Linked DNA regions of Mus musculus: regions 1, 2, 3 and 4 are each linked to region 5. Evidence: chromatin loops called from intact Hi-C (ENCODE). Cell type or tissue: left cerebral cortex. All regions are shown on one strand. Region 1 holds the start of Gm52529 (a long non-coding RNA gene). Region 2 has its middle 7.0 kb from the start of Slc24a3. Region 3 overlaps Dtd1 (D-tyrosyl-tRNA deacylase 1). Region 4 overlaps Slc24a3 (solute carrier family 24 (sodium/potassium/calcium exchanger), member 3). Region 5 overlaps Slc24a3 (solute carrier family 24 (sodium/potassium/calcium exchanger), member 3).

Region 1 (5,000 bases), 300 kb after region 5:
TTTATCAAACAGTAAGTAGGGTGTTGCTAACCCTGGGCTGCTTCTGGGTGACTTGCTACTGGCTTAGAAAATTGGGCAGACTGTCTTGAGTTTAGTGTTTGCCCCTAGTTCCCTCTTGGTTCCTGGACCTCAGCCCCCTAGTCTTGGCAAACCCTGTAGCCCTGGGTTAAGAACACAGTTCTGCCCAGCAGGTATTCCAGGGCAGGCCCTCTATAAAGCACCATGTGTGCAGCAAAGTAAAATGAAACTCCAACTCTTATTTAACAAATTCTGTCTCTTCTAACACAGACATACATTAGGTTAACTTTTTCCTAATGTGTTCCTTTTACTTTTCCAAACAAAGCAGGGCACAGAAGACGTTTAGAAGAGCTAAGTAAGTGAAATGACTTTTTAAAGGATCTCTCACAGATTGTTGTAGAGACGCAGTGGTGGTTAGGAATACATCTTGTCATGGATTCTTCACTGAATGTGTTTATTTAGTCCTTTTGGAGGAATGAGCATCCACATACATGCTAAGTGGAGGAGGGGAAAAATTCAAATAGACACCTGGAGACAAAAGCCAACTGCCCTGTGCTAAAATGTGACTTCCTGGATAGGACTGAAGACTAGACTCAACATCCACAAGCAGCTACAGCCTGAGGCATTTCCCATGGGAATACACCAGAGAGGCTACAACAATGGGAAGCTCTGAGAGCATTCAGAGTAATTACAAACAGGTTTATGGGGAACTCAGTACCCAAGAATGCCTTTCCACGATTCAGTAAGTTTATGGCTCTTTCAGAGCTTGGCAAATATCCCTGAGCAGAGGAGAAGTTATCCCCTTCAAAATACAGAAAGTGCCTTGTGAATAAAAAATGATATCACCATAGCAACACATGGATGTTTCCACTCAAAGTGGGCCTTCTAGGCCTGGCCTTAAAAAGACAGTGTCCTCTGAAGAGGACAGACAGGCCTATGTCTTAGATTTAATAGTTGCCAAGGGGCCAGCTACAGATCCTTAAAACAATGGTATAAACAAGAGCTCTCAGGGACTAGAGGCTTGTTCCATACACAGAAGTCGAGGAAACCACCATAAGGAACGTGGGCAATCTTCATTTCAGGTATATGAAGAGCCATTATTACTCCCATGCTCTTGAAATAAACCAGAAGCCTCCAAAGGTCAGAATGCTGTCCAAGGTTACAGATGTATGTGGAAGAACCTACACTGTTATAAACCCCAGAGGACAAATTCAAACTCCTCATGCTTCTCCACACTTAGCCCTAACACTTGGCTAACACTGATCATCCGCTGAGCCCAAGATGGCAGTCCACCTGGAAGGCCCAAACCCTGGTACCAAAATGACACCCTGCCTGCCATGAAGTTAACTGTTCAAGTAGCCTCAAGGAAAATACATAGCCTATGGAGTCTCTAGTCTGGGAAGTGAGGGTATCTTGGGTTCCTTCCTAAGAGTATCTGAGGGCTTATGATGCTCTGGGAAATTTCAAGAAAACTGATATGTGGCTGGCCAACTAGCCCAAACTGTGAGAGGTCAGACCCAAATTAATATCTGGCTATGCTAGAGGCTTCCCTGGGTACATTACATGCAAAATTGGCAGTTCAGGGGAGATCTTGGCTTAGCAAAGAACTAACTAATAAGTGAGAGGAAACTCTATTTCACACAATTTTTTCCATTAAAGCTAAGAATATATAGTCACTATCTTCTAATAAAGCTACAAAGCTGCAGTTGAGCCTACAAAATGGCAATCTTGACTATTTGATGAGACAGGACTCTGGGTCTGATTAATGTCAGTATGATGGTTGTATATTTGAAAGTATTTTTATAATAGTTTATACAATATCTTAAAGCTGTAGGTGAAAATATTTGCATTTTAAAATAGTTCATAAGGTTAAAAGTTATGTGGTATTGGTGACTTCCTCATATATAATTTTTAAAAAACGTCTAAGAGGAGGTAATGGATGTGATGGAATAACCAACTCTGAGCTTGTTCTTCATTCATCCCCTTGTAATCAGATTTTTCTGCTCTTCTCACCAGTAGATGGTGCTATCTCTTGAACTTGGACTGTCTTTGTGCCTTGATTCGACCATGAAAATCACTGAAAATGATACTACTTCAATTTCCCAGGTCAGGCTTCAGGGACCTTGTGCACTTCCCAGTTCTCCACCACCCCTTTCAGTGAATCTGAGAAAGACACTGCAGTGGAGTGAAGGAATAAGAGACCTAGGCAATTGTTAGTCAACCTCAGGACATGAGAAACCATCCTAATCCTTCTTACTCACCGATTACCCCAAATGATCATACTCACACAAAGAAGCTCTGTTGAGATCAGATGGTCCTGTCCAGTTCAGTATGAATGCTGTGCTGACTCACCGACCCATGCACCATAGCAGATATTGGTAGATTGAAACAACCAAGTTTAAGGATATTTGTTATACAGCCATAGCTAACTGATACAGCAGGTTTCCCAGAGTATGAATGAAAGCTTTTTTCCAACACACCCACCCACGAGGCAGACAGGAGTTTGTTCTGTTCTAGAGTCTATTCTTTATAAGAATATACTACCATATCTGTTATTTGAGTATGTTAGGTGCTAGAGTAAACTTCTTCTGCTCTAATTCCTTACTTAATTCTGGTAGCAAAGTATTCTCCATAGCCACATAGCCATATTGAGATTTAATATTTTCGTATTAGACGCCAGGAAAGGAGAAGTGGACTGAAGTCACATGATGTGTGACATCAAAAAAGTAAATCTAAGGATAACTTATCTCAAGCTCACATGCTTAGAAAGCTCTGTTTCTAATTTGTTCTTAATTAGTTATGCATTGCAAGGTTTAAAAAGTTTCCACCATGGCTGGACAGCAACTTCATGTGCATTTTTCCAGTAGGAGAGTCCAAGAGTAACTAATCTCCCGATTCCCCCACTGCAAGAGGACAAGCAGAGAATACCTACTTCTTTCTGGTACCCAGGAAGGAAAGCTATTTACTCCATACAAACATCAGGAGATGGGTCTAAGCTAGGCTTAGAAAGCTTAATCTATGAGCCAGACAGTCAGTACTTCAGCTGTTATTGTCTCGTTCTACCACACAACCAGCCACAGAAACACACAAATGAGAGGGGATAACTGGATTTACCCTGCAAAAAGGCAGCATTTACTCTACAAAAGAAGATAGAGTTCATCAAGCCATAGCTGCAGGATTGAACAAGGAAGGAGAAATATATGGAAATGTTAGTGCTCCTATTCCCTAGAGTTAGGAAACAATAATAAAAGGTCTATTAAAAGTGTCTTAATATTAATAGCATCTGAATCATCAATCCTTTTTATAATATGAGAGATGATTAATTGTTTCTTAATGAATGGATGGACTCATCTTGAGTTACTTGCCATATATGAGCTCCCAGCTCAGGATGAAGAGGACATATGAGGCTATATATTTTTCCCTTGAGCAAAAAAAAAAAAAAGATGGTGGGAGGTAAGTCTAACATCCAACACAGTTGTCATATATAGTCAACTGTGCCAATGATCATTCAAAATATAGTTTAACTGATGGTAATTCAAGCTTCAGAAACAGGTGTGAGCAAAGTTCTGATTCTTCCACCGAGTGATTTTTTTTGACATCTTTATATTAGACATATTTTTTTCAAAACATTGGCCTGTGGAGTGAAGCTGAAGACTAAACAAAACTGCCTACCACAAGGATTCTCAGTAATCACTGTCAATCAAATCAAATGGTAACTCCAGGGACTCCCTTGCAACAATACAGACCTGACCACTGCTTATCTGGCAGAATCAAGCATCAAACATTCAGACAGGCATGGACACCCCATCAATAGACACCTCAGCTATTACTCTTTTGTGTACAAAAGTAGGGTGAATGGACAGAGATTTCCTCTACAGGTCCTTTAAACACTTAAATATAATTAATCCACCGCCATTTTCAGCTAAGTGCATTCTTGCCTATTAGTTAAATATGAAAAGCTATCCAGCCGATGTGCAAAGAACTGAACAGCTTTGAATAGCAGTCACTTCCTTCTTAATACCTAAGTTCAATACTTGCAGACATGGAAGGCTTTGTTTCCTATTGGAAATAGCATTGTCAAAATGATAGCCACTAACAACATGTAGTCATGCAAACTAAAATTGAGTAAAATTTAAAATTTAATTCTTTGCTTGTATTAGTCCCATTTCAAGCTGCATCACTATATGGTACAGACGGAGAAAATTGTCACAGAAATTCTAGACAGAGTGTTCTAGTTTAGATTAACGCAGCATAGGCTATTCCGTTCAGTGATTAATTCAGAGACACTAAAGCTGCCATCAGAGAAATGGACTCTACTTTTGTGCATGGTCCCTGGTTTTGAGGGTACACTGGGCCACATGCAGACCAGAACAGCAGCATCTACAAATACCTGGCAAATGACAGGTAGGGATCAGTGGACAAAAATCCCACCTGTCATGGGGTCTAGCTTGGTCACTCTGAGTGACATATTATCTTGAGGTTTCCAGAGTTGCTGGGTAACAGCAAACCCAGGTGGCCCATGTGATTGCCTGTTGGCTCACACCCCCCTTACTGGCTCAACTTGGGTTAGTTCTGAGGGAACCTAACTAAGACAATTATGTCAGTAAGACAGTCACATTTATCTTGGCACTGAATGCTGCTGTCTGAGACCTAGTTAATATCACTGGTAAAAATGACCACCATTTGTGGAATTAGCATTTAAGATCTCAGAAAAAAAGGTATGCCTTTAACTGTCTTACTGGGTGTATATACTTTCTATATTTTCTGAGCTTTGCAGCACTCTTGTCCGTTTTTATTTTATTTTATTTTTTTACTGTGTTGATATTTCTCAGCTTGATCATTTGCTTAATTGCCAGTTCTACTTTTAGAACATTTAGCTGTTTCCAAAAATCAAGCCACTCTTCAGTGACATCTGGCCTCCATTGAGAATACTGAAAAGAACATGTCCCGGGCTCTGAAAGCAATTCCCACAGTCCAGCTCT
Region 2 (5,000 bases), 430 kb after region 5:
GAGCTAGAACAGATGCCTCCAGGAAAAATGCATACTCGGTCCCTCATAATCACACAGCTTTCATGTAATCCATTGTTAGCTGGTGTTACGAGTCCATGGGGAAAGTCAGAGATGTCCTGAACCAGCTGCACTCTGCACAGTTGGGTCCAGGTCTAGTCAGCCGTATATAGTCTCCAGCTTCGTGGGATTCTTCAGTATTAAGGCTGAGACCATGTTGTAAGAAAGGACCAGTTAGGTGGGAGTTTTGGGTGGAGCCTGGAGGAAGATCTGACAAGGCTAGCTCTATTACCTAGCTCCAACTTGTCAGTATGTTCAATTGACTTGTTTTGAGTGTTTGGGAGAACTAAGTGCCACAGGCCAGCACATGCTATGAAGATGCTGTGTCTCTCGTTTCACCTAAATGTGATTAAAAACAAGTTGCATAAAATAATCCAGAGTCACGGGAGTAAGAGATTAAAATGTTCAGTCTTCACAAAGCAAAAATCAAGCACTCACAATTTGAGCACTTTGATTGCTCTGTCAAGACCATTTAGAAGGAAAACACCGAGTTCTCTTCTTTTTGTCTGTGTAAACTCAGCAGACATGATGATGCTAAGTGTGTGTGCAGAGAAGGCTGGGAGGGCCCAGCACATACTCTATCATCCAAATATTGGATTTAGGAGTCCCTTGTTTTTGCTTATATTTTCAGACACTTTTTTTTTTTTTTACACATAGCCATGGTTTGTCTCGAACTTGCAACACCTGCTTTGATCCTCAGTGCTGTGGCTGCAGGTGTGAGCCACTGTACCCAGCTAAGAATCTCATGCTTTTAATCAAGAAGTTTAAAAAAAAATCAAAACCTCATCCTGATGTGTTACAATATATATAAATGAAAATTAGAAGCCATAGTGTGAATTACGTAATCTTATTTCCTAGTGTTCAGCAAAATCACCCCTTTCTTCCTAAATATGTGAGCGTGTGTGTGTGTGTGTGTGTGTAACATGTATATAAAAACATTCCTGACATAACAGGTTGATCAAATTGTATACACTTAAATCTCATCCTCTAAAGGTTTAAAACAAAGATCTATAATATATATGTACGCATATGTATATTTGTAAAATATACTATATAATTTATATAGTTTTTAGGTATTTAACCATGGAGCACAGGATATGAATGAAAATTGACACTGAGGTGATTTTCACTTTTTTACTTATATGGTCCTATAGTTTTGAAATTCTTCTCCCATCAGTATGTCCTAGTTTTTAGTTTACAAAATAAAGAAAAATCAAAAGAATCAGTTTGCAGGCAAGCATTTAGTAGTTGACTTAAATTAGACAGCTAACATGGTTTCACTTGGCAGGACAGTGGAAGGCTAAGGTGGGGACTCTGGACCAGCCTTCCAAAGCTAGCGATTCTCTCAGACTTAGGTGGGTCGCTCTGTGGCCCCTAGCTCCATCCTAAGGGCCCTGGGGTGTCAGTCAGCTGTGCAGCCCACTCAGGAGGTCCGCCAAGCTTCAGAGATCAGGAAGCTGAGCTGCTGATTGGAATCCCACCACAGATTTAAGTGTAATTCACTTCTTTCCTGGGTCTCAGTTTCCCCACTGATAATAAGACCACCGCAGGCCTTCTTTAGTAAAACATTTTTGCAGCAATGAATCATTTTTGGAGACGCAGAACTTTCAAAGCAAGGGAGTGCCAAAGTCAATCGCCGCTGGCACAGCCCTGAGTTATTTTAAGGAGTATAATCACTGCAAAGTGCTCTTAACTGAGTCTTACATATGACTTCGGAATTCACTTTAACTCAAACCCAGCACAGCTGTCAGGTAAATACGCAACTTACCTAAAGTCTTCATCATGAAAAACACCTGAAGACAGTGGGTTGGCGCCACGCTATCCTGTGCTGTCTCAGGTTTGTGGGTTTTTTGTTTATTTATTTGTTTTTCTTTAAATCCCATTTCATTCACAGGTTACCAGCCTCGCAGTTGACTCAAATCAGATGCAGCAGGCCTGGAAATGCTGTGGTGGAGCGCCCCCTGCTGCCAGTGGCAACCACAGCTCCTCCTCAGGGATCTGCATTCCTAGAGGTTGTTCACACATCTGCCCTAAACTGGCTTAGCCTAAACTGGAGTGGAATCCAGGCTCCTTGGTTTTCAGGTTGCCTTTAAGGCAAAGCTGAATGACTCGACATCACAGGCAGCCTTTCGGGGCCCAGAGTGTCCGCTTCATTGCCAACATTTCCTCATATGTTTATGATCAAGCCATACTGAGGTACTTAATATTTCCCTTATTTAAAGTAAAATTCCTTTCAAGACGGCATCCCAGGACTAACGGGGACCAACAATTAGAGGCATCACCTGGGAGATTGTTAGAAGTGACTCATGGGCTCGCCACCTTTATATTTAGCAAAACACAGTAGATTCTTTTACACATTAAAGATCAAGAAGCTCGGGTTTGGTTCGCATACACCCATTGATTAGATGAATAGTGCTTTGTAAGTGTTTTAGTTCATTCTGTCTTGCTACAATATAAACGCCAGAGGCTACAAAAAGTTACAAAGTAATTTGTTTGGTTGCAAGTATGTGACTGTGTGGCCTCATGGTAGAGAGGCAAAAAAGAAAACTAACCAGGTAAAGAGGTCAAATATGCAAGCTGACTTCCTTTTATAAGCACTAACTCTGATGGTACTAATCTAATCCCACAGGAGCCAGCACAACTAATGATAAGGTAGTTGCCACCTGCTATGTCCTCCACTGCAACATCCTTTCACCTCAGGATCATCACATAGACCAAGCTACTAACAGATTTTGAGGACACAGACTCAGATCATAGTAGCCAAGCCATACCAATAACTGCCCATGTCCATGGCTCATCTGAGGTTACACGGACCATTCTATTATTCCAAGTTTCTCCATTGCATTTGTATCCCCAAATCTCTTAACTATGGGAAATCAACAAAATCAAATTCCCAGTGTTTAAGCTCTTAAAGTGATCTATAGGAAATAGATTCGGAAGTCCCCGAGGAAGAATTCCAGCTACAGCATCAAATGTGCAGGATTAAACAGCCAGGGCTTCTATTCCACACAACAGGGAGAAGAAAAATGCCCCAAGTAAAATCCCACATCCATTGGAAACCATGTCAGTTCGACAGCAACATCGGTGTGTAATGCATCACAAACACAAAGCAGGGTGTAACTTAGACTTTGAAGGAGTATGGTGAGACTTTGAGAATACAGAGCTGCCTCTGCGCTTTCCTCCTCACTTTCTCAGTTTGCTCCAATCCTAAGTCTACATCGGTTATAGTCTCATTAAACCCCAAACTATTAATTTGTAAGTTACAATGGCAAAAAAAAATCCTAAAGGAATAAAAGCCCACTGAGATGATGAAAATGGACACAGCCACTCACTGCTCAGTGTTTTCTTCTGGTTTTGCTTTGGAGCTGTTTTTAGACTTACAGAAGTAGTAGGAATCTTACAAAGATTTGCTGACAGCTCTTCTTCGGTGTTCATGTCAAGACTCGATCTTTAGCGTCATGATCAAAGCAATTAAACAGGCACAGATACAACACTACCTGCTAAACTATGCCCTCATTTAATGTCATCAATTTTCTTCTTCCCTCCATTATCCTGGCTCAGTATCCTGCCAAGGACCCACTCACCACCACCCCCATTTCATTTAGATCTATTTCTCCTTAGTTTTTTTCTGCTCCATGAGTCTTTGTCTCTGTAGCTTTGACACATCTGATGCACACTGAGAGCTTATTTTTGTAGACTTGGATTAAGTTTTTCTGTCATATTCTTATGATTTGTCTGATGTTGTACACGCTGGGCAGTAAAAGATGTGTCCTTCCCAGTGCACCCTATAGAAGGGCTTCTGATGCCACTACAATGTCTATTATTGGTGATCTCAGTCATGATCACTGGGTGTAAATATTTGAGAGTAGTCAATTTGAAACTGCATACATCTTGATTCTTATCAAAATTCCACCCAATACTTATAGTAGCTTTGGTGGAATTTTTTTTTTTCTTTTTCCGACAAGGATGACTAATGTAAGATTCATCTGTTTGGTGAAGTTACTTGCCATGTTCCTCAACTGGTGAATGACTAACAGGGTGTGTGTGTGTGTGTGTGTGTGTGTGTGTGTGTGTGTGTAAGCTAGGGATTTGAGGAAGGAAGGAAGCTTTGTTCAAGCAATAAATAGTGAGCAGTGGAGAGAGGAAAGCAGATGCCCTGTCTGCAGGAAATTGCACATTTAAGTACATCACTCAACTTCAGAACATTCTTATCTCCAGTGGAGATTTCCAATCCATGAATGTGTATCTACCAGCCAACTCCTCTGAGATTACAAGACTTGGAGTTGTATCTGTGAGTAACCTTAGGTGCCATTTGAAGGGGAAACCACACAGCAATCCACATGCCAACTCTTCTGTTAGCAAAATACATAAATCAAGAGTCAATTATTTATAATCAAGGAGGTTTTCACTTGTAACTTTTCAATCGCCGCATTCTATAAATATTAAAGCCTTTTGATGTGTCATGTGTTTTTAATGACGTGGGTGGGGGGTGGGGAGAGGGGGCTCCACAAAGACGTCCTTGGCCAGGTCTATTGTATATTGTGATGTTGACAGTGTGCTGTTTCAAAAATATCATGGTGCTCACCTGTTTTGCTTTGTTCTTAAAACATGAATTGTGCTCTCTGTATATTTGAGAGAAACTTCCGAGGCACTGAAATTATGACGTCTGTGTGCTCACAGCAGCAAGCCCTCACTAAGCAGCAACTAAGGTCCTCACTAAGCAGCAGCTCTCATTGCCAGGACTGCGAGAGGCTGATTGCCAGGCTGGCCACAGCTCTGCAAAGCCTCGGCTGGACCAAATTTCACCTCTTTTGCAAAGCACCACAAGTTTCTATTAAGAATAAAATAACTTATATCTTAAAGTATCTCTCTTCGTGGCAACAGGGAGAACTCAGGAAAACAGAATCCACTTCGATGGATTTCTAAAAAAAAAAAAAAAAAAA
Region 3 (5,000 bases), 950 kb after region 5:
ATGAATGGTTTTCCATAATACAACTGTAGAATTTGGAATATAGTAAGGAAGTAAAACACTTAGGATTAAAAGCTTACTTGACAGAAACACATGTCTTTCTATCAGTAAGACAAATTTGGCTGTGCTCTTCCTATCTACACGAAAGCAAGCCAAGACACTGTCTGCTGCAAGAGAAGCCCGTCTAGCTGAAAGGGAAAGGCAGAGAGGCCACAGCACAGGAAGGCACCATGGTCACCTTGGCTCTTCTGTGCCCACTGGCTGCCACCTGCTGGAGAGCCAACGGATGGAAACCTGCATGAATGTCTAGGGTCAGGAAAAGCTACAGATGTGAAATTGGACAACACATGAATTTTAACAGCAAGGACCTCTAGGACTACATAAAGTCTTCTTTAACCTAATAAATTAATATAACTTCCTCCGATGTTTAAAGAACAATGTTTGAGGCTCATCAGGTTTCTCTAGTTTTATGGGATATTACAGGTATACAACATGCCATTTTAAAATAGTTTAGATGGAATGAAAAAGCCAACCTAAAACTTTCCCAAAATACAGTTAAAGCAGAATAATTCCTCAAAACTATGGGACAACAATCACATAAAGCCAAAGGGAACAGCAGGAGCAGAAAGAAAAGTGAGAGAGACTGCCACCCTGCAAGCTGCGGCTCCGCTGGCTTCCGCGATCAAGCAGACCATAGTGGCAGCAATGGCCGGGAGGACGAGGGAAAGAGACACGAAAGCTGTCATGCACCGGGACAACCAAGAGGTCAGTGGGGACCTTAAGCCCCCGAGGGCAGAGCAGAAGGAAGATGCCGAGGGACTCGCCCACTGTAGACCAGGAAGCACAGATGCCCCAGAGGCCCCAGAATGGCTCAGGGCACTCACTTGCCTAGTGTGCATGAGACAGTGGGATGAATTCCTAGCACCAGAGGAGGGCGAGGCCAGGAAGAGTAAGATGATGAGTAAGCAGGCCCTAGAGAGCTAAGTGAGGCTGCTGAGAGCCTGGAAAGGGGGAGTCAAAACCAGGCCAGACTGGCTGGGCAGGATGTGACCTGTGCCACCACCAAGGGTCTATATTCAAGGAGCCTCTATTCTGTCACCACCTTGAAAATGGTTGGGTTTTTTTTTTTTTTCTTATTGTCTTATTTCTCAGGGACATCAGAAAGTTTGGAATCCCTAATTAAGTAATCCCTGATTTCCAAAGGCACTACCCATGAAAAAAAGGCCGGCTGCTACTTGAGGAGCCACGTGGTACGAAGGAAAGCTCCTACGGGGTCTGAACAGGGGTCTTCACTTTGGCTCTGGCCTCAGCCCAGGAAGGGAAGCTTTGCTGCTACACTGAAGTGGGGAGTGGGGAGCAGCCGGGCTGATGCCATCTGCTGACCTCTTTCTCTGCAAAGAAAAGAGAACTGTCTGCCAAGACCAGAAGAAAGCCAGGGGCGTGCCGGGGGGGGGGGGGGGGGATGGAGAAATCTGGTAGACTCCACTGTAACCAGGCGGCAAGGTTAGCATGACTGCGGTGAGACAAACTGGTGTCGCATGCATACTGCCTGATGATGCCCTAAGAAGAGAACAAGATGGCTTTTGGACAGCCGCTCTTCCCACCACACCACAGTGCCTTGCTCTAACCACAGACACAAAATTGAGAAAAGGTCTACCGAACAGCATTCCAGAAAGGGTCAAGGTCGTGAAACACAGGAAAGACTAAGGAACTGACTCAGGTTGAACAAAACAAAGAGAAATGACAACTGTAATGCAATGGAATTTGCAATGTTGCACAGCTAAAACAAAAACTAGTTAGACTACAGGATGTGGTGCCTTCCTGTAAGATCTAGCCAAGCAGCAGAGGCGGCAGCCACAGCAACTGAGCACTGGCTGCTCATGCCTATAATCCTGGCACTTAGAAGAGTGTGGAAAGAGACTGACTGGGTTCAAGACCAGCCTGGACTACAAAGTGATACCTTGTGTCAGAAAAAGGAAGGAACGGAAAATGGGAAAGGAAAGAAAGGAGGAGGGAGAAGAGAAGAAAGAAAGGAGGAGGAAGAAGGGAGGGAGGGAGGGAGGGAGGGAGAGGGCGGGCTAGTGAGTTCATATAAGGCTCTAATGTAGCTAATAGTGTTGGATCAGGGCTAACTTCAGTATGTGATCACTCTAAATAATACATCAAAACTAGGAAAGCCAGGAAAGACTGTAGCAGGGTTCTGTGGGCTCTCCTGTGAGGCTCAAATTATCTCAAAGTTTACATTTCCCTGTAGATTGTTTGTGATTTTTAAAACGTTATCAGTAGGGGTTGGAGAGGTTGCTCAGCGGGTTGGAGCACTGACTGATCTTCCAAAGGTCCTGAGTTCAATTCCCAGCAACCACACAATGGTCATCTATACTAGGATCCAAAGCCCTCTTCTGGTATACAGATGAACATGCAGACTGAGCATTCATATAGATAGGTAGGTAGATAGATAGATAGATAGATAGATAGATAGATAGATAGATAGACAGACAAACAGACGGACAGATGGATGGACAGATGAAATGTGTCAGTAATAGCAACAACCTCAGTTCCACTTTTGAAGCTTAATGCCATGCAGACATGGTCCTACCTCTCAGCCAACACAAAGTGTCAATGGCTCCACACCAGCACTCAGCCTTGTTTATATCCTGCATCCCCCACGTGAGCTCATCGTTCCACTTTGCAGCATCCTAGGAAGGGGACGATGCTAGGAAGGAAGAGCAGGAACAGGCCTAGTTCCACAGCCTGCCATGCCTCATGTCTCTATCAAGTGGATTAATTAAAGCTTTTATATATGCTAAACACAATGGGACAGCATAAGTTTGCAAGACTATTACACATCCCTTTTCTCTGTTTTAATTACATTCTTCCTGAATGCTTATAGAGTTGGCAGTAAATCCAGGTCAGATGTTGCTTTAGAAAAATGAAGACTTATAAAGAATCTTGAGTGGCTCATCTACCACCCACACCTTGGACAAAATCCAATCCAGGTAACCACTCTCACTGGGTACACTAGCCAGGGTCGCTGCTCTGCTGCCACCCAGTGGCAACTGGGTGACATGACACCTAGCCCAAGAACTAGAAGAACAGACGCTTCTAAGAACACTTTGTCTACACGGTGGAGCAGAGACATGCTCAGGAGTTCTTGAGAAGAGAGAAAGTAAGATAGACGTGAGGCTGCAGCCATGAAGGGTTTCCTCCACCTCAGGATGAGGACTTCCCCAGAGACAATGATTAGGTCAAGGCACATTACCTATCTATACCCTCCAGACTGGCAGGCTCCAGGTTCTAGGCTTACCTGCTTTGGGTCAGAGCTAGCAGCTCCAGGAGCAGGGGACTCCAGCTCTATAGTCACAGGCCCATCGTTCTGAATGTGCACCTGCATGTAGGCACCAAACTTGCCATCTGAAAAAACAATCAAACAAATTCAAGAGTTGGAGACCCCAGGTTTACCTGGCCAAAGACCACATGGACAACAATGTAATAAAAATATAAAAACCTGGGCAGTGGGGCCTGCCAGACAACACAGGACAAATGGCCATCCCCATGAAGGACTTAGGAAGGGGAGGCAGCTAAACAGCACAAACATTACAGGCTGACCAAGAGAACTGGCAAAAAAAGACCTGGTAACACAGAATGCCATGTGTGTGGCAGGAAGGCACACTAGCACAGCCACTGAGCGATACCATCTTGGCCTCATGCCCATTAAAGGCTCTCATATCAATCCCCATTCGTTGGCCTTCTGGGTTTAAGGCAGCTTTATGACTCCAGTACAGAATCTTTCTCCAGGAGCCATGACTTCCACCACATCAGCTTTCCATTCTGATTCTTCCCAGTCCGTTCACTTCCTCCTTAATTCCACAAGGATTTAAAAAGACAGACAGACAGACACACACACACACACACACACACACACACACACACTAGCATTGGTTTTCCTCAGTGCACAGACAGTAACACCAGAGATGGTATTAAAAGCACCCAAACTGTCTGCCATCTTTTATAGGCAAGATAATCTGGTTCCCAGTGGGGAACCAAGTGTGCCCAAATAATGGTGGCTTTCTGTGATCTCTTATGATTAAAGTGGCCATTCAAATCAACAGAGCCTTTGTTTTATCTGTGTCACACTAGCTAAAAAGACATCAGCTGGGAAGGAAATCATGTGTTTAATTGCATGCTAAAATTATGGCTACAATTAGTAGCAAATTTCACCATCTACGCTCCTCAGGGAAGCTGCAGGCAGACTCAGGAGGAAGAGAATTATTTTCAACCTTGAATTTCTGTTGGCAGGATATACGGCACATGCTTCACTGTGGTTCTCATTCCAAGTAGTGAGAAATTATTTTTCTTTTCCTGTTTTTCTTCAGTTGGGAACAGAACTATTATCTGAATTTCCATTTGTACACACAATAAATCCAAAGACAGGTTTTAAGAGGTCTTAAAATGGTAACATTTTTTTCCAGTCCAGATCAAAGGGTGAAGTCCCCAAGAAAAATTACACTGGCCAGGGAAAATAAATACACTTTTAAAAATAAAAGACAAGAACATATCTACAAAATTACATCTGGTTTCATGTGGTGATATAATCGAGTTGTTCTTAACTATAAGTCTCAGGGTTCCACCCAGGGCTGCAGGACAAGCACGTGTCAAACATGTTTGTGCCACATGTTTCAGACACAAAAACCCCTGGCTGGGGCCCAGCATCTACACACTGGTCTCGGGCAGCTGCTGTTTGAGGCCCCCTCCTAATCAGGCTGGAAGGTGAACCACACATCAGGAATCACTACTGACCTGAGGCTGCTGTCCCTGCCTCTCTAGACAATGCTCAACTGACTCTCACCACATACCAAGAAGGTCCACCCCGCCAGTCTGGGGCCAGTCATCATGATTGCAATGAATGTGTAAAAAGCTTTGGTCCCTGTTACTAACGTACCTACCATTGGCCATCAGAGTATATGGTCAGTCTGAGGGACAGCCCAGACAACTGACCAGGAAAC
Region 4 (5,000 bases), 66 kb after region 5:
AGAAGATGTGTTTGCTTTCGTCTGGAGAGCAGTAACCTGGGAATTAGTGGACACAGGAGACAGTGTGTTTTCCATTATCTTCCTCAGCCCAAATCTCAATTATTGGCGAAGGAAGGGCTCAGCTGTGGAAGATGTTTTTGGATTAAAATAGAGGCTTCTAGATGTGCCTCAGTTGTGCCGAGTGCTTCCACTCTCCATGACGGGTTCCCACTGTCTTGTTGATATGACCACACCTTGCATTGCTTTAAGTCCTACACCCCAAATTTCTCAAGGACACACAAAATCTCAGCCTCATAAATAAGAGTACAACAGTTATATCCAGCTCTGTAATCAGAGGCTCCCCACGTCGATTATGTAGTCAGCAGACCTCCTCCTTTCAAATCTCTGGGGTTCATTTCCTAGCCTGTTGAGAAGGATAACACTATCTTGTACCTTAAAACTCAGTGAGTGCATCTGTACCAATACCCATAGGGCATTGTTGGATGTGGTGTCTGAATAAGCTCACTGAATAGCAACTATTATTTTTATTTTTATTTTGCACCCTGGGATGGTTTTTTAATACGAGTTGTGAAGCATGTAGTTTTAAGTGAAAGGTTTTCTATTTAATGAAGCTATGACCTCAGGCAGAATGAACTATCAGTCACTGTTAATTTGTACTTTTCTCCCCAGAGGTTTCAGTACACCACATGCTGTATATATCTTACTTCCTTTAAATACCTTATTAAAAAATTATACACACGAATCTGTGGTAGTACAGTGTTTGCCAGGTATGTTTGATGCCCTGGGTTTGATACCTAGCACCAAGTAAAGAAAATTTTAAGAAAAGTTTTAAAAGATTTTTTTTTTTTACAATTTTTTATTTTCCAAAAGTGATCCAACTTTAAAATATGTCAATTTAGCCAAGGAGGTAGCTAGAGGACCCCCTCACAAGCATGCAGAGCTGAGTTTGGGTAGTCACTGTGTGTCTCAGTGCACATCTGTAATCTCAACATTAGGAGAGCAGAGGCAGACAGTCCCACTGGATCGATGAGCTCCGGGTTTAGTAAGAATCAAGTGGGGAGTGATTGAGACCCCTGATGTTGACCTGTGCCTTCCATACACACAGATCCCTCACATACACACGTACATACCCACACAAATACACACACACACATACACACACACACATACACACACACACACACACATACACACGAACATACCCATACAAATACACACACACACATACACACACACACATACACACACACACACACACATACACACGTACATACCCACACAAATACACACACACACACATGCACACGCACACACACACTCACACTCACATGTGGACACACATCCACACGATAATAATACATTTTTGTACAAAAAAACATTATTATTTGTACAAAATAGTCCAAGATGGTAACTAAACACAAGGAATAACATACATTTACATATTACAAAGAACATTCTTAAACATTATATAATGTACAAGTAGCCCTGTATGAATATTGTACTTATCCTAAGATTTTTTTCTAGCCTTTATGCAAATTTACCAATTATATCATGAGAATAATAGTTTCAGCACATTCATACTAAATTAATATACTTGAAAGGAGGATCAATCACTTTTGGAAAATGAAAAAAAAAATCCTTTAAAACCTTTCCAAAATATGTATTTATTTCGTGCTAGGGATCAAACCCAAGGTGTCAGACGCACTAGGTGAACACTGTCCTGACACAGATTCATAGCTGTAATTTCTTAGTTGTTCATCTTGTCCTCATGCTTGTACCCATCAGTGGCGTTGAAGACAGGATCTAAACAGCTCGCTTATTTTGAAGCCTCAGTCTTGTGTTCTCAGCACATACACTCTGGGTCTATCCCCATCATGCCACCTTTACCATTTCAGTTCCTTCCACTAGGCAACTCTGGCATCTCTTTGCCTGGGGTTTTCTCTGGGTTCCAAGGTCCACCCTGACTGTGGCCACCCAATGAGCTGGAGTGCAGAGGGATTCGTGTTTCTTACAGCGTGGAATGAGATGTGGAAGTTGGTGGATAAGTACCCCAGCTCTCTTGCCTCTTCTATGAGATCACTGAACACCTATAAAACAGTTCCCACAGATGAATCAAATCCCAGTTGCTGCTAGTGATAACTTGTTCATTAATGCTTTTGTCTGCAGCTTTCTCTTCCATCTTACCTCCTCCATGTCTTGCCAGTGTTCCCTGGGGCAACCTTTCAAATTAACTACTTGTACTTGACCACTCGCCTAGCATCTTCTTCTGGGATATTCAAATGAAGGCAAGCTTCCCCTGGGATGTATAACCTCTTGGTGTTGCTCTGTTTTGTGAAAATGAGCCAGCTTAGACAGGGCGCTATTTGAAGAAAGGCAAACCTAGCCAAGATTAGCTGGACCTCGCCAAAGAACATCAGGGACACTCTAAGGATGCCAGAAGCCACTGTGGGAGCTTTTATAACAAACCAGAGCCATCTGCCAGCCTGTAATAACCAGAATATGAAAGTCCTAATCTGGGATACAGTTAAACTGTTTACTTTCTGTTTGTGGTTATGTATTTAAAGCTTAACATGCTTTGAATGGTGGATTTAAATTCATAAGCACATTGTTTTACAAAACTGGCACTGAGTCCTTTTAATGCAATATGCAAAATAGAGGGTTTTGTCAAGACCTGGATATTTTCACTTCATTGTTATTCTTCTTTGTTCTTAAGGAAAAAGTGGGAGGACCAGAGCTCTGTAAATGTCTTGTGGGATACCCAGAACCACTCTTGAAGCCACTTTCTAAGAAGCAATTTCCTCCTGTCCCATAAAAAACTCCACAAACCACCTCAGGCGAATACTGAAGACATCGGGTATGTTTGCAAACTGCAAATACAGCAGACATTCAATTACACTGAATTCATCAAAACCCTAATTGAGACAGGAGCTCAAACCCTACAGCTTAATTACTTTAATTTTAGATGGGTGTCAGACTTCCTCATGTCCTTTATGCTGAAATGCATTAGAGAGAGGCCCATGGGTGCGTGCTGCAAATTCTCCCAGCCAAGACAAAGAGCAGAACAGCATAAATAATAATGCCAAGTGAGACCTGTGATTAGATTTATTAATCATTCAATTCCCCAGTTTTGCCCTTTGTCGTGACATTCCATGGCACCAGCTCTGCTGTCTGGGAATATGAGGTTGGACAACTCCCACTTCTTCTGATAACTTTTTCTACCACTTAAGAGACTACCTAGGACTAAGCACTAGTCCTCTGATGTCATTATGGTAGCCCATCATTTGTTTTCATTTAGAAGACCTTCTGCCTGCCCTCTCTGCTCCCCCATCCTTTCTCTGATGGGAGCTATAGACACCTCCATCAATCATTCCATCAACTCAGTGGCCAAACCTGCCAGGGTGATGTAGGGTGGAATCCGGTAGTGAGGACCTCGGCATGAATATCCCAAGAGTTGATAAAAGTGTCTGACTTGTTTTGACTTCCCTTACAGACCAAGTACTATTATTAGTGTTAAACATGTTAGGCTTCATCACCATGGCAACACTCTGAAGTACATGTGCTTATACCCACTCTATAGATGAGAAGGATCAGGCTTTAGTAGCTAAAATAAATTCTTCAAAATCCCCCAGCTAGCAAACAGCAAAGCAAGAATGCAATCCCAGTTCAATCTGATTCTTTGGCCCATGTTCCTCCTCCAATACAATAGTCTGTGCCTTCTGCAAAGATGTGAGGCAACCTACAAAAGCGGCAAGTGGATGGCTTTGGAAATCGCCAAGTAGGCACAGGATTAAAAGAAGAAGAAGAGAAAAAGAAAATAAAGAAAAAGAAGGGAAGCTATAGCTAGGATCACGCCAGTGGCTATTCCCAGTAGAAGCTCTGCTTGTCACCTTTCTTTAGTGGGGCTGTGAGACCAGCCAGCAAAGTCCTGGAGAAGGGGTAGGAAGATGGATGCCAACAACCTGTGCAGCATCCATGGTATCCTAGCCAAGCTTGTGATGAGTGGTGCTACTGATGAATTACACGGCTCGAACACACTGCATTTCATTTCATAAGTAATTAGCTGTGTGGCCCTGAGTAGACATCACCCAGCCATTTGTTTCATTTCTTTACATTATCTCTTTGCCTCTGGGCTTGCTTCAGAATCAAGCTGCAGGTACAAATGACTAATGAACTAATGACAACACTAATAACGGCCCAGCTAATAATCATACTGCTAATGGTGACAATGCTAATTAAGAAAGTGCTAGCAGCAACAGCATCTGCTGGTGTGACTATTATTCGTCTCTGGAAGGCAACGATGAGCTGGTCAGGCAGGATAGAGCCAGGCGAGGGCAATGGCAGTAAAGGCAGGCACGTGGCTCATTCTTTTGGCACTAACTACCTATGTAGGAGAAGTCAGGAACACTACAGTGTAGACCCAGTCACCTTAACACTATGGGTCCTGGGGAAAGCAGAAAATATTTAGCCTAGTGAGTGAGCCAGACCTCAGTCATCATGAGCAAATCCAGGACTCTCTTATCAGAGCTAGCCTGTCCACCGGGGAGCCCTGGAGCTGGTGCTCGGTAAGATCCAGGTGTCCTTCTGCCTGTTGCTCGGAAGGAACAAACGCAGCAGGCAGAGAGGGTAGATCAGTCGGCATGTGAATGGGGACAGTTACAATGGGCCATGGAGACCAGCAATGAATTTTATGGGAACTCTTGAGTATACATTCAAGAGACTGACCTCATGGCATGCCCAGCAGCTTCTGAGAGACACACAGGCCTGACACACTTGAGAGAAAAGCTCACCAGGATTGGACTTTACACCAAGCAGACACTTTCCCCAGGGCACAAAACAGACCACACTGAGGTTCCTGATCAGGTGAAGCGGATTTCGGCTCCCTCAGTATTTTAAATAGAGTCACAGCTAGAATAGTAGAAATAGGTTTTTCTAGAAGATACTGAGTCTTGGGTGTTTTGTCAGAGAACTGAGGATCTCATATCTAGTGACTACTTCTCTGA
Region 5 (5,000 bases):
CAGTGAAGGGAACAAGTAAGAAACGAGATTTTGTTCCTATCTGTTGGGATCAGCAGAGCATCTATAACAAAGTTTCACCAGCTAACCTCCATCCCAATACCATCCCACTCGGGAAAACAAAAGAAAACAAGACAAATACAGAAAAGCTGGTAAAGTCTTTCAGTTTATATAGGGAAACCAAATTTTGTCAAGCAGGAATAATTTGGGGTGTCATTCAACCCATTGTGGAATTGATTTCAGGACTCAGGCCTGGCCCTCATTTTGACTCTCTTTTCTTGACATGGTCATCTGCTCACATGACTCACAGGACCTAAGGATGTATCTGCTGTGGAGGCAGGAAGCCATGGAAACGGTTACACAGCTTCTCTGAGCATGATGATGGTCTTTGAGGAGCACTCCTATGGAGGCAGAGGCCCCTGGTGACGCTAAGGCAGAGGCTGCAGTGCCAGATCATCATAAGGTGAGATGGCAAATGAAGCCAACAGATGTGGGCACTGACTTGGTCTCCAGAGATTCTAATCATATCCAGTTGTGCTGGGACACAAAGACATCTCAAAGACCCACCAGAAGCTCTTCCTGTGAGTTTAAAGGTCTGGGAGGCAGGATCCATGCTTACTTGTAACTGGTTCTAACAAGCTCTCTCTCTCTCTCTCTCTTTTTTTTTAAAAGAACGTTGCTTCATGTTTTTGTTACTGTGTCTCGGCCTCCAAGTTCAACAAGTTGACATTTGGATGAAAATGCCAAGTCAGAAGGGGAAGAGCTCTAGAGGCATCAAGGAGACATTCCTGGGATCTGGGCTGGATGTGTACAGTCCATCCCCCTCCTCTTGGGCTGGGTGGTATGGAGTCCAGCCCCCCCCCCCAATGATTCATGGTTGTTTTACATAATTGCTAGCATTAACAAATTGTTATCATGAAATAATGGAACGGAACCGATTATTTAAGATGGAAAACATTTTTATTAACTACTTAATTTAATATTAGTTGCAGCCATGGGGATGGAACAATTACTTCATAGTCGCTCAAGAGAATATGAGACGCTAGGAGAGTCTAATTGACCAGGTCGACTTAATTCTCTTCCATCTGAGAAGGCAGGCAAGCAATGTCATATAGGAATGTCGCTTTTAGGGAGCCTGTAATCTGAATGAGACTGTACATAGATGGGGGTGCAGATCCTACAAAAGGAGTCACTGAGAGTCAACCAGCCTTAGTAGAGAAGCACAGGCATCCTTTGTGTGCTTTCTAGGAACAGCTGTGGGCTGGTATGCCTTTAACTATTGATTATTTAAAGAAAAAAAAATAGGCTGTACAAAGCTCCTCACAGTGGCTTGGATGTAAAACATCCCCCACAGATGCATATTCTTGAACTCTTGGTCCCCCATTGGCACTTTGAGAGGGCAGTAAATTGAGCCTGTAAACAGAAAATCGAGGTGGAAACAGGCTTATCCCTTGTGGGAAAGGGCAGGGGGCAGGGATTTATGGTTCGTCCCAGAGCATCAGTGGGGACAGGGCTGGTAGATGGGGGAAGCAGGGTGGCGTGGTCATCTCTTCCTGGAAGACCGGAAATAAGGAAATAAGCATGGATATCGAAATGTTCCTTCAGTAGGATTGCGGTGGCATCCTAATGGAGTGGAAAGTTAAAATGATAGACAGGTATCATTTTGCTTTTGCTTGAGACTGCTGTGGAAGATAGGTTTGGTATTCTTTACAGATATTATTTAATTTCATTCTCTTGGGAGAGGGAGTGCAAATATCTCTGTTTTTGTGCTCCGGCTGCAAGAGGGAACACCCTCTTCCTGCCTGCCCCCATGTTGATGCTATAGGAGTAGCAGAGGAAACCTGAAAACCTGTAGAGGAAACCTGAAAAATCTCTCCTCAGTTCCATGTTCTTACCACTAGGTGGTGCTCACATCCCAGCCCTCCACCATGGTTTAGGCAGAGAAGTTAAAATGAAGTGGTTCAAGCCTGATTTTCAAGGCTCTGGGAAGGAGCTGAAGTACCTCAAGGCAGCCACCGAAGCGCCTACAGCCAGCCAAATAGTTGCATGTGGCAAGTGGGTGGTGGTTACTCCTCGGAGTTCACTATCGGGGAATAAATCATCTACGTCAACACTTCATCTTCTCACGAGTTGCAACCAAGTGATGTCCTTCTGTAGCATTTTGAAGTCACCCAACCTTTTTCCAAGAGAAAGCAAGCCTTGGGTGATCTCTGTGGCATGTGTGTTTGAAGCCAGGCACTGAGATATCTCACAGTCCTGTGATCCACTGTTGCTGAGAGCTAGGCCTCAGATTTGCTGAGGAAGTGCTATCCTAGGTAGGTCCTGGCCTCTGACCTACATGTGACTCATCCGAAGCTATGCTTGGCTTAGCTCTTAGGTTTCCACATACTCTGCAGCTGGGCTAAATGTGAACAAACAGAAATGAAATTGACACAAAAAAGTGTTCTTCTTTTCCCCCCTCCCTAGGCTTAGAGAAGTGGTTGGGTACCATGGAAACGGGCTTGTCAATCCTGGTGTCTGCTCTAGAAATCTTCCCAACAAGTCGGGCTGATTTCAGGCAGGTGGATCCTTGGATGTCAGATGATCTCGGGCAACGGCCAAGGGAATGGCTCTCTTAAGATGGAGAAACATGGCAAAGGCAAGTCAGGATGGCTTAGCTGTAATCAGGAGAAGAGGGCGCATGCTAATTGCCCCTGTTTCCCTACAACAGTCCTGGTGTTTGAATCCGATGAAGCTATAACCACAAAATGGGGATGGCTGCATCACTCACTGTGATTTCATAATCTGCATCGTGATCACCAGCATTGCTAGAATTTTAAGCAGTGAAAGTGACGGGGAAATCAAGAGCATCATTTTCTTTCAAGAGGCCAAAGTTTGAAAGATCTTCCTTTCCTAACTACAAAATGAAGCTAGACACCCCCCACCCCCACAGATCCGTCTCTTTCACCAGCATGGGGAGCCCCTTAGCTGCTCCACATTTAGAACACCCACTTCTTCAGGTCTCAGATCAGGCAGTGCGAGTGGCTTAGTTAAGGGGAGGAGCCCAGTGGGTCATACTAAAAAGCTGGCTGGTGTGTGCCCCACTGTGGCTGATGCTTTAAGGATAACGGGACATTGTACAATGATTGGCATTAGTGGCTGCATGAGGGAAGACTAGAAATTAAGAGCTTGCGAAATACTGATTATCCCACATAACCTTTTAAGAAGCTGCTACCAGGAAGAAAAGAAGTTGGGAGATGAATATATAGAATACAGGGGACAGGGGTATTTAAAGGTTGATAAAGGGCTGGAAGCTGGGTAGCACAAAAACAAATGCAATCACAAACTACGGATTTCAAGTCATTTTCCTTGTAAAAGCTGGCTGGCGACTTCTTAGCAAGCTAGTTTCCATAGGTCAGTTGAATAAGTCCCTCCCTGTTGAAGGAGCAAATACAAAGATGACCCCCAGTCTTCCAGCATCCTCAGAGTCATATAGTTGCTTCCACACATCTACAGCAGGGACTGCAAAATCAGTTAAGCATTGTGTGACCACAGTCAATTTACTTCTGGAATTTAAAATTTCACCACAGTTATTCCTCTGGGAGGCTTCTAGCTATCATCCTTTATTCCCTCTTGGCCAGAAGGAGAGCTAAATTAAATGGCAGTATAATTGGAGCTAGGGAATGAAGAGAGATCAGTTAATTTCCAGTGAAGAATGGAATTAAGAAGAAGAGGTGACTGGCTACAGAGAAGGCCATCTGGAAGGTCAAGGACAATGCTCACCATGGCCATCAAGATTGCTTTTCTATCACACGAGGAACAGGACAAGACCATTTCCAGAGTATGTAAGATTATTTGCCATGGTGAATAGCTTGAATTGTTAACTCAACACAACTTAGAATCACTTGGAAAGGATCTTGATAAAGAACCGTCTACATTGGGTAGGCTTCTGGGCCTGTCTGTGGGGACTGTCTTAAGTTAACTGGTATGGGAAGACAAAGCCCACTGTGAGTGACAACATCTCCTAGGCAAAGAGTTTTGAATTGTGTAGGGGTAGAGGAATTGAGCTGAGCACAAGCAAGCAAGGGGTTATCTATGCATTCATTTCTCTCTGCACTTGACTTTGGATATGACACAACTTCTGACTTAAAACTCCTCCACTGACTTCTTCCCAACGATGGACGTGTTAGCCAAATAAAATCTTTACTTTCCCTATACTGCTTTGTTATCAGTGTTATTCTTCTTCACAAGGCTCCCAGAAAGTACCTTCCAAGGGTCACGTGGTGTTTAAAAACTTGGTGTTTAGGCTGGCATTATTAGAAGGCTAGTGAAATCTTTATGGAGTGGGATCAAAGATGTCTTTAGGACAGTGGGGCTTCTCTTTGAAGGTGACAGTGGGATATCTCTTTGTTCCTCTTCTTTTTCTTGTCTGGCTTATGAGGTGACCACTTTGTCCCACCATATACATTGGTCATAATGGACCCAAAGCAACAGGGTTATTTGAGTTTAAAGTTCGGCTTCTGGGTCCATGAGCTAAACAAACCTTTCTCTTTATGATTGCCTATTCTGTCATGGCAACTACAAGGTGACTAAGACAGTCACTGGTCATCTCTGGCAAATGTGTGTCAGCTTAGCTATTTTCTCACCTCCATTCAAGGGGCTCTGCAAAGAGCTCCCCCAGTGATAGGAATGCAAACATTAGCTTGAACTAGCTTCTTTGCTGTGCCTGCACAGAGAGTGGCCCGAGGACTGTGTCAACTGGGATCAAGGGCTTCCTTGGTCTATCATCTACAGACAGACTGTACTTTGAATTGGATTTCTGTAGCAGCCCAAGTTATGGGGGAGCTATTCCACAGACCTTTCCATCTCCCACGGAGGCTCTGTCCTCTTCATGTTCCCAGTTCCTGACTACAACTGAGATGAAGGGTAAAAATAAAGTATTTCCTTTTGGGCAGCTGTTAGCCTGATGATGTGATGGATCATTTGCATTTATGTAAATTTCATGATTATGTAAATCACAGCAA

What was found. A loop is a pair of places that touch in the nucleus more often than their neighbours do. Peaks named below come from ENCODE experiments on the same cell type or tissue, not always from the same donor. Only the 100,000 strongest peaks of a DNase experiment are listed, where the experiment ranks them.
Region 1: a loop joins it to region 5, with 2.8 times the contacts of the local background. A loop is called at or near these places in 4 of 42 quality-filtered maps.
Region 2: it touches region 5 in a loop (7-fold over the local background); 27 of 42 quality-filtered maps call a loop at or near these places.
Region 3: it touches region 5 in a loop (18-fold over the local background); 20 of 42 quality-filtered maps call a loop at or near these places.
Region 4: a loop joins it to region 5, with 2.4 times the contacts of the local background. A loop is called at or near these places in 9 of 42 quality-filtered maps.

Annotation. Positions count from the first base shown.
Region 1 is chr2:145,288,727-145,293,726 of GRCm38, reverse strand. All of the region lies in intron 2 of Slc24a3 (solute carrier family 24 (sodium/potassium/calcium exchanger), member 3), which reads right to left. Gm52529 (a long non-coding RNA gene) reads left to right here and starts at 4,989. Exons shown (of 3, transcript XR_003953927.1): 1 at 4,989-5,000. In left cerebral cortex, a CTCF peak has its summit at 2,032 (motif pointing right); DNase peaks (open chromatin) are centred at 2,059, 3,577 and 4,986.
Region 2 is chr2:145,158,314-145,163,313 of GRCm38, reverse strand. No RefSeq gene overlaps it. Among named protein-coding and RNA genes, the nearest start is that of Slc24a3, 7.0 kb to the left of the region's middle. In left cerebral cortex, a CTCF peak has its summit at 2,020 (motif pointing left); DNase peaks (open chromatin) are centred at 2,019, 3,722 and 4,112.
Region 3 is chr2:144,634,166-144,639,165 of GRCm38, reverse strand. Dtd1 (D-tyrosyl-tRNA deacylase 1) reads right to left here. Exons shown (of 6, transcript NM_025314.3): 4 at 3,302-3,408. Among named protein-coding and RNA genes, the nearest start is that of Dtd1, 37 kb to the right of the region's middle. In left cerebral cortex, CTCF peaks have their summits at 282 (motif pointing left) and 3,044 (motif pointing left); DNase peaks (open chromatin) are centred at 146, 3,030 and 4,084.
Region 4 is chr2:145,519,597-145,524,596 of GRCm38, reverse strand. The region is part of intron 6 of Slc24a3 (solute carrier family 24 (sodium/potassium/calcium exchanger), member 3); the gene reads right to left. Among named protein-coding and RNA genes, the nearest start is that of Gm14092, 33 kb to the left of the region's middle. In left cerebral cortex, no CTCF peak of the experiment used is centred here; a DNase peak (open chromatin) is centred at 2,379.
Region 5 is chr2:145,585,519-145,590,518 of GRCm38, reverse strand. All of the region lies in intron 7 of Slc24a3 (solute carrier family 24 (sodium/potassium/calcium exchanger), member 3), which reads right to left. It overlaps Gm52530 (a long non-coding RNA gene), which reads left to right. Exons shown (of 3, transcript XR_003953928.1): 2 at 308-460; 3 at 670-742. Among named protein-coding and RNA genes, the nearest start is that of Gm52530, 3.7 kb to the left of the region's middle. In left cerebral cortex, a CTCF peak has its summit at 1,910 (motif pointing right); DNase peaks (open chromatin) are centred at 1,961, 2,435, 2,684 and 4,905; H3K27ac peaks cover 357 bases.